2 separate regions of the Homo sapiens genome follow, and region 2 is linked to region 1. Evidence: chromatin loops called from intact Hi-C (ENCODE). Cell type or tissue: PC-9. All regions are shown on one strand. Each heading gives the region's core, and the rest is flanking DNA. Links, peaks and the distances in the headings are about the cores only.

Region 1 (5,396 bases), core at 126-5,125:
CTCTTCTATGCAGCAGGTTTCCCTGGTTCTTTGCTCTTTATATTTACAGATTAGTGACTTTAAATCACAATCAAAAGAGATACTTGCTCAACATGCAGTGGTTTTCAGATATTCTTTTCCTGAACCAATGTTTTTCCTCTTGAAATAACATTATATTTATAATTCAGAAGCTTAGTTTCATATTTAGTAAAGAACTCTAGGTGCGGTTAAGCCAATTTTCTCATAGTGGTTTCCTATCAATTACAAACTGATGTTAGGAGTGTATATATGTACACAATGGTAATAGAAGCAGACTGCTATTTCATGAGAGGCAGAAAATGAGATTTAGTAGGCCCTGTCTGTAGAATTTTCATACTTGAGGTTGGCCATAAACGTCAGCTAGGTTTTTGGGTAAATACATTGACAGGTTTATGCAAACATCCATATACTTATTCAGAATCTTCTGCATCCTACGCAATGTGTGTACTCCACTGGGTTACAGAGATTAACAAGTGACACATTCCTTCAGTTATCACCTGCTTTGCATGTTGTGCTTCAGGATAAATAGACTCTACTGATGTCTCCTTGTTCACTGTATTTCCCTACGCTGTCTTCTCTTTCCAGTGAGATTCTTTGTGGTATGTTCAGTCTTTTTGTACTAGCCAGTATCTTTGATCAAATGAAGTAAGCCTTCCTTTTCATCCATAATGATTATAACAAACAATTACTCTAATGCTTATTGGTTATAATTTTTTTTATTTCTACTTTTTAAGTAGAGTGCAGTGGAAAGAGACAAAAGAGAGATCAGCTTTTTTTCCCCCTTTTCTTTCTTCCGTTAAGTAACTCCATTCCTTTCTTCTACTCCCTAGTTAATATGAATTGTTTATTTCATTTCTTTCCTCACTCCTCCGAAGTCAGAAGTGATAGTGGGTGATGTAGTGTGGTATGGAATAGACAGTGGATTCACACTGAGACAGAGCAATTTTTAGTCTCTTTTGTTTTGTATGTCTTCAATTAGACTGAACATTATGATCACTTCAGTAAAACTGTATCAAAGAAAATAAGTATATTAAAATTTATGTGCCAATATTTTGTTGGAGGGATTATAGCAAATTAACAAAGTTTGAAATATATTTCATACTTTTTCATGTTTATTTGCTTTATAATATTTTAGTTTTCTTCTATAGACTTAAGTAGGAATGGCGGCTTTATTTCTTCAATGTATGATGGTTTTTCTGGGGAAAGGAAAGAGCCTTTGGCAATGGCAAATAACCTGTAATTTATGTAATTATTAATAGCTTGGACAATATTATTTTCAGTCCATCTCAATTAAACTTTGCTTTGTGATCTGTAGTGTGTTATACATTTAATTATTTTTTATTTTAAATGTGCTAAGTCACACAGATGAAAATTACAACACAGGTAAATTAGAATAGTTTTTAAATGTCATAAATAAGAGCAAAGCATTCAAACTCTCCAAGATGTCCAATATTAAAATAAGTGTACCATCTACATGAAAAGTAAATTAAAAATATTCTAGCATTAAGTATTATCAGTGTTTGCTAATGATATGGTTTGTAAGAGCTAAATAAACAAATATATAGTGAAAATTATTCTCCTTTCATTTATGCTATGAAGATTTGTTGCATTTAAGTTTTGTAAAAATATAATAATACTTTATTGAGTTTAGTTTAAGTGCCTAAGGGTAGGATAATGTTCAACGGGTTCTATGATTATCAAACCCAGAAGGACCCAATCTTTTAATATGATTGTTTGAAATTTTCTGATGAATCCTTTGGATTAAATTCAGAATAAAATACCATTTTTTATATTCTGTTTAAATTCTGAGATTGAATTGCAATAGTAGAATTGGTTTTAATAGCCAAATAGTGGAATTTCATATGAAGTTATTACATTGTTTTCCTCATTGTGTCTTTTTAGAGATTACATATTTTATTGATTTCACCTTTCTTAATTATGCTGTAAATGTGTTAAATTATTAGTATGCCCTGAACATATTTTATTGATATGTATTTCTGTCCCAAAAATTATCTCATTTTGAGTGATTTGTTTTTTTTTAAAAAAATTATTTCTTCTTTTTAAAAAAGGCCTTTAGTGAATTTGAGATTGAGCAGCATCAAGAATGTGCTTATGACCACTTAGAAGTATTTGATGGAGAAACAGAAAAGTCACCGATTCTTGGACGACTGTGTGGCAACAAGATACCAGATCCCCTTGTGGCTACTGGAAATAAAATGTTTGTTCGGTTTGTTTCTGATGCATCTGTTCAAAGAAAAGGCTTTCAAGCTACACATTCTACAGGTCAGCAAATTCAAGTCATGCTTCTCTTTTTTGACTGAGATCCAGGTTTTTCTTCTGGTGAATTTGGTTCAATAATAGGATTGTAAATAAATCTCCAAGCATAGCAGATAAAATTTCACTGAAGCACTTTGTGAAATATTTGCAGAACCATACAGCATCCTACCTAAAGATCTTTGCAGTTGTTGAGTTTTAGGAAAACCCTAGTTTCTGTCTGATTTGTGATCAGTGCAGTTTGTTTAAGTAGAACAGTGCAGTTTGTTTAAGTAGAACTGTACCTAAATATTTATACAATGTATTTCATATTAACATTAGCAGTTTGATTTACATGTTATATTTAACAGATAGAAATCTATGGCTTGTTATTAAAAATGTGTGTTTTATCTAATAACCTATCTGATTAGCTAGATTTTACATTAATATATTTTTATAAATAAGTTTAAGACTGATCTATTTGACAGAGCCTCTATTTTTCCTTTGTTTATTTGGTATGCAACATGATCTTTTGCCTAATCCTACTCTCTAATTTACTCTTACAGATTTCGACTAACTGCTCTGGAAATCTTAAAGAAATAGAATTTAATTTAGAAAAATATGAAAAATTTTAGACAAAAATATAGAGTAACATTACTTATAGTTTGGAGACAGTTTAGTTATATGTTCCATAAAATATCTAGAGAATGTGCCCTTTTCATTCAGTTAAGACAGTATATCAGTTAAATGTATATTAGCTAGTCATTTAGCTTATACTGACACCTAGTGGCATTGCTGATGCATAAACGATTGATACACGGGAGAAATTTGCCTTGGTGGAAAACACAGTATAAAAACAATACAAATTCATCCATGAAATAATTTTAGTGAAATTTTGTCATGAATTTCTGCAGATTGTTTTTATTCTTTCACTTGATTTTGTAATTCATAATTTTAACTATTCCATTATCCAACATTATTTTTCATTCTAGTATATTTTATTATGAGCATTAGATTTATATTGAAGTCTGTGATAAAGATATTGTCAGGATACTAATCTGATTAATAATAGTAATCATTGGTCTTCTATCAATAATGCAAATTAATTGCTTCTTATGATTAATATAAATATAAATATTATGGCATGAGGAAAATCTTACATGGACCAGAGAAATGTCAGGCTAATGAGAGATTTTCCACACATTTGACATTTACTCTTTGAATATTTTTCTTATAACTTGTCACCTAATGAAGGGGTGGAAAAATAAAATCCTATTACTTAATCAATATTTCACTGATAGCGCAGAGTTCATCAGATTTTAGAAAATATCGTCATCATAGGTTCCAAGAAGGTAGTGTGAAAATATACTGTCAAAACTGTTTAAATAGCTGATGATATAGTATTTTAAGATTATGTATTTTTTCTTAGTTTTATAAAAACTTACTTTTATACTGTCTCTTTTTACCCCTTGTAAGTGGGATAACTGAGGTTCCATTATGTCCCAGTGTGTTGGTACATCTGGGTTCCTGCTACAAGTGAACCCTTAACTAGCAGGAAACTTTTGAAAAGATCATTTCTTCAGATCTCAGTTTTCTCATCTGTAAAATAATACTCCCAAGGTTACTTACAGCAGTAAAACTCCATAACTCCCTAATTTGCATGACTTCTGCCCGTGCACGCCATTTGCGGTGTTTGCATTATGATTAACATTCCATTGAGATGATCTAATTTTATCTTAATAGAGGTCATGTGAAGGGGTGGCCTGCCTCTCCACACCTGTGGGTATTTCTCATCAGGTGGGACGAGAGACTGAGAAAAGAAATAAGACACGGAGACAAAGTATAGAGAAATAATAGTGGGCCCAGGAGACCGGCACTTAGCACACCAAGGACCTGCACTGGCACTGGTCTCTGAGTTCTCTCAGTTTTTATTGATTATTATTTTCACTATCTCAGCAAGAGGAATGCGCTAGGAGAGCAGGGTGATAATAGGGAGAAGGTCAGCAAGAAAACTTGTGAGCAAAGGAATCTGTGTCACAATTAAGTTCAAGGGGAGGTACTATGCCTGGATGTGCACATAGGCCAGATTTATGTTTCTCTCCGCCCAAACATCTCAGTGGAGTAAAGAATAACAAAGCAGCATTGCTGCCAACATGTCTCGCCTCCTGCCATAGGGCGGTTTTTCTCTTATTTCAGAATTGAACAAATGTACAATCGGGTTTTATATCAAGACATTCAGTTCCCAGGGGCAGGCAGGAGACAGTGGCTTTCCTCTATCTGAACTGCAAGAGGCTTTCCTCTTTTACTAATCCACCTCAGCACAGACCCTTTACAGGTGTCGGGCTGGGGGACGGTCAGGCCTTTCTCATCCCACGATGCCATATTTCAGACTATCACATGGGGAGAAACCTTGGACAATACCCGGCTTTCCAAGGCAGAGGTCCCTGCGGCTTTCCGCAGTGCATTGTGCCCCTGGTTTATCGAGACTAGAGAATGGCGATGACTTTTACCAAGCATACTGCTTGTAAACATTTTGTTAACAAGGCACGTCCTGCACAGCCCTAGATCCCTTAAACCTTGATTCCATACAACATATGTTTTTGTGAGCTCAAAGATGGGGCAAAGTGGCTGGGGCAAAGTGGCTGGGGCAAAGTTACAAATTAACAGCATCTCAGCAAAGCAATTGTTCAAGGTACAGGTCAAAATGGAATTTCTTATGTCTTCCCTTTCTACATAGACACAGTAATAGTCTGATCTCTCTTTCTTTTCCCTACAGTCATGTATTGTGATCCAATGGTAGAGAATGCACTGGGCATTTTAGGCATACACACATAGTTTACATAGATATTTGAATCCTCAAAAGAACTGTATGACATAGATATTATCCTCATTTTGCAGACAAAGACAGTGAAAATCTGGGTGATTAATTTGCAGTTTCTAAAATAGTGTCAAAGCCTGGATTTTATTCTAATTCTGATTGTCTCCAAAGATAGTGTACTTGCTACTATAGTAATACTTTCTCATGTAAAACTTTTGGATTAGGAAGAAAATGAATATAAAACTGTCATTCTTATTAGGTGAAGATTGAATTCTTCTTTATAGAAATATTAAGTAAATCTTTTCAA
Region 2 (5,396 bases), core at 134-5,133, 500 kb after region 1:
AACTTTGGTTAGTTAATAAAACATCTATTTTTTAATATAGAAATTTTACAGGTTTCTAAAGACTATTAATTTAAATTTAATATGTGTCTAGGCTCTTTACATTGATCAAAATCGTAAAATTGTAATTTAAGCCAAGAAAACATTTTTTAATGATTTGCAGGATTACGAGATGTCATAGTAATAAACCCTTTGAACTTGAATAATAAACTCTTTAAAAGAGATAAAATATTAAACTATAATTTCATTAAGCATAACTTTATATTTTAAGATTTAAGCAATTTGTGGAAATAATTTACCATAGAATTATGGGCCCTTAGAAATATGCTAGAGATGCAAACAGTGTGAATTGAGAATTAAATGCAGGTCTTCTGCCAAGTAAAATGTATCCTAACATTTTTTCCCCTCTGTTATAAATCAAAGACAAGATACAATTATTTTTAATACAAAAAATAATTTGTTCAATAACATTTCCACATATTATGAATATAATGTAAACTCTTTTGAATATAAATCTCATTTGCACATATAAAAGAATACTTGCAAAGCTCTAAGAGTATAACTTTTCTTCTTGTAAAAGTACAAAGATTTTTACTCAAACTCAAAATTGTTTCACTACTACACAAAGTAATAAAAATATTTAGTATTTTTTATATATTTTGCATATTATTGAAAATGTACTTAATTGGTTCTTTCTAAAGTATAAACAAAAACTTCAGAACAATATTTTATGGTCGATAAATAGCAAAAATTTCCTATTACTATATGATTAAAAAGCTAGTAAATATTAATCTACGAAGTATGAAACCAATGAAGAGAGTTGTTCTTTTATATGGATCTAAGTAGACTGTCTTCTAGAACTGAAGAATAACTTTACTAAATGCATTTCCCTTTCGTTTGCTGATGAATGTCTCAACTGGACTTGTGTTACTCATTTTCTGTCTAAATACTCTTTAAAATGTTAATAAAAAGAAAAAGGAAAATGCAGAAATTTTACAAGTAAAATTCTAATTACAGAAATTTTTACAAGTAAAATTACATGTTGGTAACTTTATTTTTTCCTCTTTCTCTCTATTTTTCTTTCTCTCTCCCTCCCCCCTCCTCTTTCTTTTCCTCTCTTTAGTATACTTAGCTTAATACTGGGAAAACTTGAATATTTATAGCTCCAGAGAAGAGGCCAGTGGATGGCGGAAAATAAATTTTAGAATGTTATGTAGTTATATTTCAGTTAAATTTAGAGTATTTCTTGCCTTTTTTTAAATTTTGAGTTTTCTTTAGTTAACAGAGGTGGAATATTGATTTTAATACCATTATAATCTTCTGTGTTACCAAAAGCTTTATGGAAATATTTACTGGAAACGTCTCACTACCCAAAAGCTTTAAAGTAACTGGAAATTTTAATAAAAATTGGACACTATTTTCAGTGATAATGTAAAAATCCTACACTCATTACTATTATAAATCTTGTGGCAAAACACTAGATTTGTAGAGATCTCATAGATAGCTTTTAAATTTTATAATGTGCACATAGAGATGGGTGGATAAATGTTCTTTTAGTAGCTATGGAAGCAAAGTCATATTAGATCACTTTATTGTCATTAACATTTTGGAACATGCTAATTTTATGTTAGACAACTGGCTAGCAGATGGATAGCAGAAAGACAGAACTTCCAAATTACACATAAATATGCTTGTAAAATGAATTAGGATAGAATAAAATAGCAGAAATAAGTAATGAAGACCCACCCAAAGGATAAATCAATATAGGTACCATACAATATTCCTTTCATTGTTCAGTTTTTATATCCAGAAAATATTCCCATCATTTAAAGTCAACTAATTTTAAATAGTATCTTACTATAACATAGAACGCATGTTGCAGTACAATCACAGACAAATGGCTTACCAGTTAAAATCCTGTGATTAAAATCCAACAGAATTCTCTTGAACTTTTGCCTTCACATCAAGCAGAGCTTTTACATTTATTTTTCATTTACCCAAACTTCTGGGTCACAATATGATAATTTAAAAAATTAAAGTGGTGACACTATAAGATGACAAACTAGGAGTTCTTTGGTTTTACTCCTCTCCGCAGAAATTCAACTAGTAGCTATCCACAGACAAGAATACTACTGTGAGTATACCAGAACTTGGAAGTGAAGCTGAGATATCCTCTCGGACCACAAAACCAAGAAAAGCCTTGATCAAATGGTAAGAGGGATGGCTGTCTTTGACTGTGTCACCGCTTCTCCAGGACAGCATAGCACCACACAGAGAGAATTTCCCCAGACTTTGAGTTTTTATAGTGGGAAAAGTGAGTTGGAAGTGAACATTCAGCTTCTGTGATCCTTCACAGGAGGCTCACACCTGATTCATTTCATAGGAAACCTTGGTTATATCAATAAGCTAAACCATCTGGGGTCAGTTAGAAACCAAGAACAGGGATGGGGCTCACAGCAACAAGCATGTAGATCTTGGTGGTTGCTCTGCATGTTAGCCAATGAAGAAAACTACCCACCAGCAGTTTTCTGCATTACACTGCAGAAAACATGGTCAGTGGGTCTTCCAGGCTTAAATCTCTGGATGGATTCCCAATACAGCCCAGGAGCTCTCATTGAGTCTTCCCCAGGTTAATTTTAGCCAGCCACTGTGCCAACCATTAAAGCCAAAAGGCTTCAGTCAGGATGGTGCCAGCTGCAGCAATCCTGGACTTAGTGTGCCCTCTAGTGCTACAACAGCTGCAGTGGTCATGGGTTTAGGGATCACAACCTGCTCAGAATGTCTGGACAGGTTTACTGTTGAGGACATTCTCAGTCAAAGCCAGACTGCAAAATCTTCAATAAATATATAATCTTTAAATGAATAGATATTGATGCACAACTAAAAGGATCAAGAACAACCAGGGAAATATTATTATATCACCAAACAGACAAAATAAGCTGCCGGTGACTGACCATAAAGTAAAAGGGATGAATTAACTGCATTCTAAAGAAATTAAAATAGCTCTTTAAAGAAAACTCAGCAAACTTAAATAAAACATAGAGTAATGCATCAGAAATTTAGAGAAATTTAAGAGATTGAAATAATAATAAAAAAACAAGCAGAAATTCTAGAGCTGAAAACACAATGAGCAAAATGAAAAATAAAATAGAGAGCGTCAACAGCAGACAGAAAGAATCTGTGACCTCAAGACAGGTTATTGGAAAACATATTGCTAGAGGAGAAAGGAGAAAAAAATAATGAAAAGTAGTGAAGAAAGCTTACTGGACTTACAGGACACAATTACAAAGGCAAATGTTTGAGTTATTGGTGTCAAGAGGGAGTAAAGAAAGATAAAGGGAGTAGTGTATTTATAGAAATAATGGTAAAAAAAAAAAAAACTTTCCAACCCTGTAGAAGGATATAAATATCCAAGAACAGGAAGGTCAAGAGTCTCCACTCAGATTCAATTCAATTAAGACTACCCCATGACATAACGTAGTCAAACTTTCAAAATCAAAGACAAAGAAAGCATTCTGATAGTAGCAAGAGAAAGAAACAAATAATATGTAAGGGAGTTCCAACACACCTAACAGCAAATTTCTCAGCAGAAATCTTACAGGCCAGAAGACAGTAGGATGATATATTCAAGGTGCTGAATGAACAAAACAAAACAAAACAAAACTGACAATTAAGAAAATAGCACCCAGCAAAGCTCCCTTCAGAAATGAAGAAGAGATAAGACTTTCTCAGATAAATAAAAGCTGAGGGAGTTCATTATCACAAGACCTACCTTACAAGAAATGCTAAGAGAGTTCTTCAAGCTAAAACATACAAAAAATGTTAATGGGTAACACAAAAACATTGAAAGTACAAAATCCACTAGAAAAAGTAAGCGCACAGTCAGAGTCAGAATCCTTTAATTCTCTGTTGGTGGTATATGAATTGTTTGTATCTTTAGTATGAGGATTAAAATAAAAATGTTAAAAGTAATAATAATTACAATAATTTTAAGGAATATGCAATGTGAGGAGGTGTAAATTGTGACAACAAAAATTCAAAATGGAGGGAAGTGAGTAAAGTGTAGAAGGTTTTATTTGCAATCAATATTAAATTGTTATTAACTTATATAGTTATAGAGTTAAAACTGTACAATGTTTTGTCTAAGTTTCATGGTAACTACAAAGCAAAATCTTACACACACAAAATAAAAACAAGAAATCAAAACATACTGCTAAAGAAAAATTAAGCAAAAAAAAGATAGAGGTAAGGAAAGTATCTGCAAAACTACAGCATAAATAACAAAATGGCAGTAATAAATTTTTACCTATGAATAATTACTTTAAACATAAATGGATTAAATTTGCTTATTAAAAGCCATAGTATCGTGCAATGGGTTAAAAAAAAACAACAACACAAGACCCACTTATATGCTGCCAACAACACCACCAAAAAACAAAACAAAACAAAAAACAAAAAAGCATACTTCACCTTCAAGGAAACATATAGAATGAAATGATGGGATAGAAAAAGATATTCCACAAAACTGGATATTTAAAAAGAGCAGAATAGCTATATTCAGATAAAATAAACTATAAATTTAAAACTGTTAAAAGAAGACAGATGAGGTATCATATACTGATAAAGGGGTCAGTTTAGCAAGGGGATATCACAAATGTAAATAAAAATGCACCCAATATTAGATCACCTAAATATATAAAGCAAACATTAATAGATCTGAAGGTGAAATTAGACTGCAATACAATAATAGCAGGAGATTTTTAAACCCACTTTCAGCAATCGACAGACATAGCCTTCTTCAGTGGTGAAGCCCTCACAGAAGCCCTGCTAGCCTTCACAGAAGCCCTCCTATTGTAGAGGGGAAATATAGCATTGGATACCCAACAGAGAGTTCCCACTGGGGCACTGCCTAGTGGAACTGTGGGAAGGGGCCCACCATCCTCCAGATTTGAGAATGATAGAACCACCAGCAGCTTGCACCCTGCACCTGGAAAAGCAACAGGTCAAATTGAGCCTATGAGAACAGCCCCAGGAGCTGGAACCTGCAAAGCTGCAAAGGTGGAGCTGTCCAAGGCACTAGAAGCCCACCCCTTGCACCAATGTGCCCTGGAGGTGGGACATGGTGTCAAAGGGATTATTTTGGAGATTTAAGATTTAATGACTGCCTTGCTGTGTTCTGAACTTGCACGGGGCCTGTAGTCCTTTTAATTTGGTTGATTTCTTTTGGAATGGAAATGATTATCCAATGCCTACACTTCCATTGTACCTTGGAAGTAAACAACATTTTTTAAAAAATTTTATAGGTTCATAAGTAGAAGGGATTTGCCTTCTTTCAGATTAGATTTTGGACTAATAACTAGTTAATGCTGGAATGAGTTAAGACTTTGGGGGACTGTTGG

The links. Peaks named below come from ENCODE experiments on the same cell type or tissue, not always from the same donor. Only the 100,000 strongest peaks of a DNase experiment are listed, where the experiment ranks them.
Region 2: a loop joins it to region 1, with 4 times the contacts of the local background. A loop is called at or near these places in 3 of 110 quality-filtered maps.

The regions. Positions count from the first base shown.
Region 1 is chr4:166,089,041-166,094,436 of GRCh38, forward strand. It overlaps TLL1 (tolloid like 1), which reads left to right. Exons shown (of 21, transcript NM_012464.5): 19 at 2,088-2,301. Among named protein-coding and RNA genes, the nearest start is that of TLL1, 220 kb to the left of the region's middle. In PC-9, for the core only: a CTCF peak has its summit at 3,088 (motif pointing left); no DNase peak of the experiment used is centred there.
Region 2 is chr4:166,591,811-166,597,206 of GRCh38, forward strand. No RefSeq gene overlaps it. Among named protein-coding and RNA genes, the nearest start is that of SPOCK3, 640 kb to the right of the region's middle. In PC-9, for the core only: a CTCF peak has its summit at 2,722 (motif pointing left); no DNase peak of the experiment used is centred there.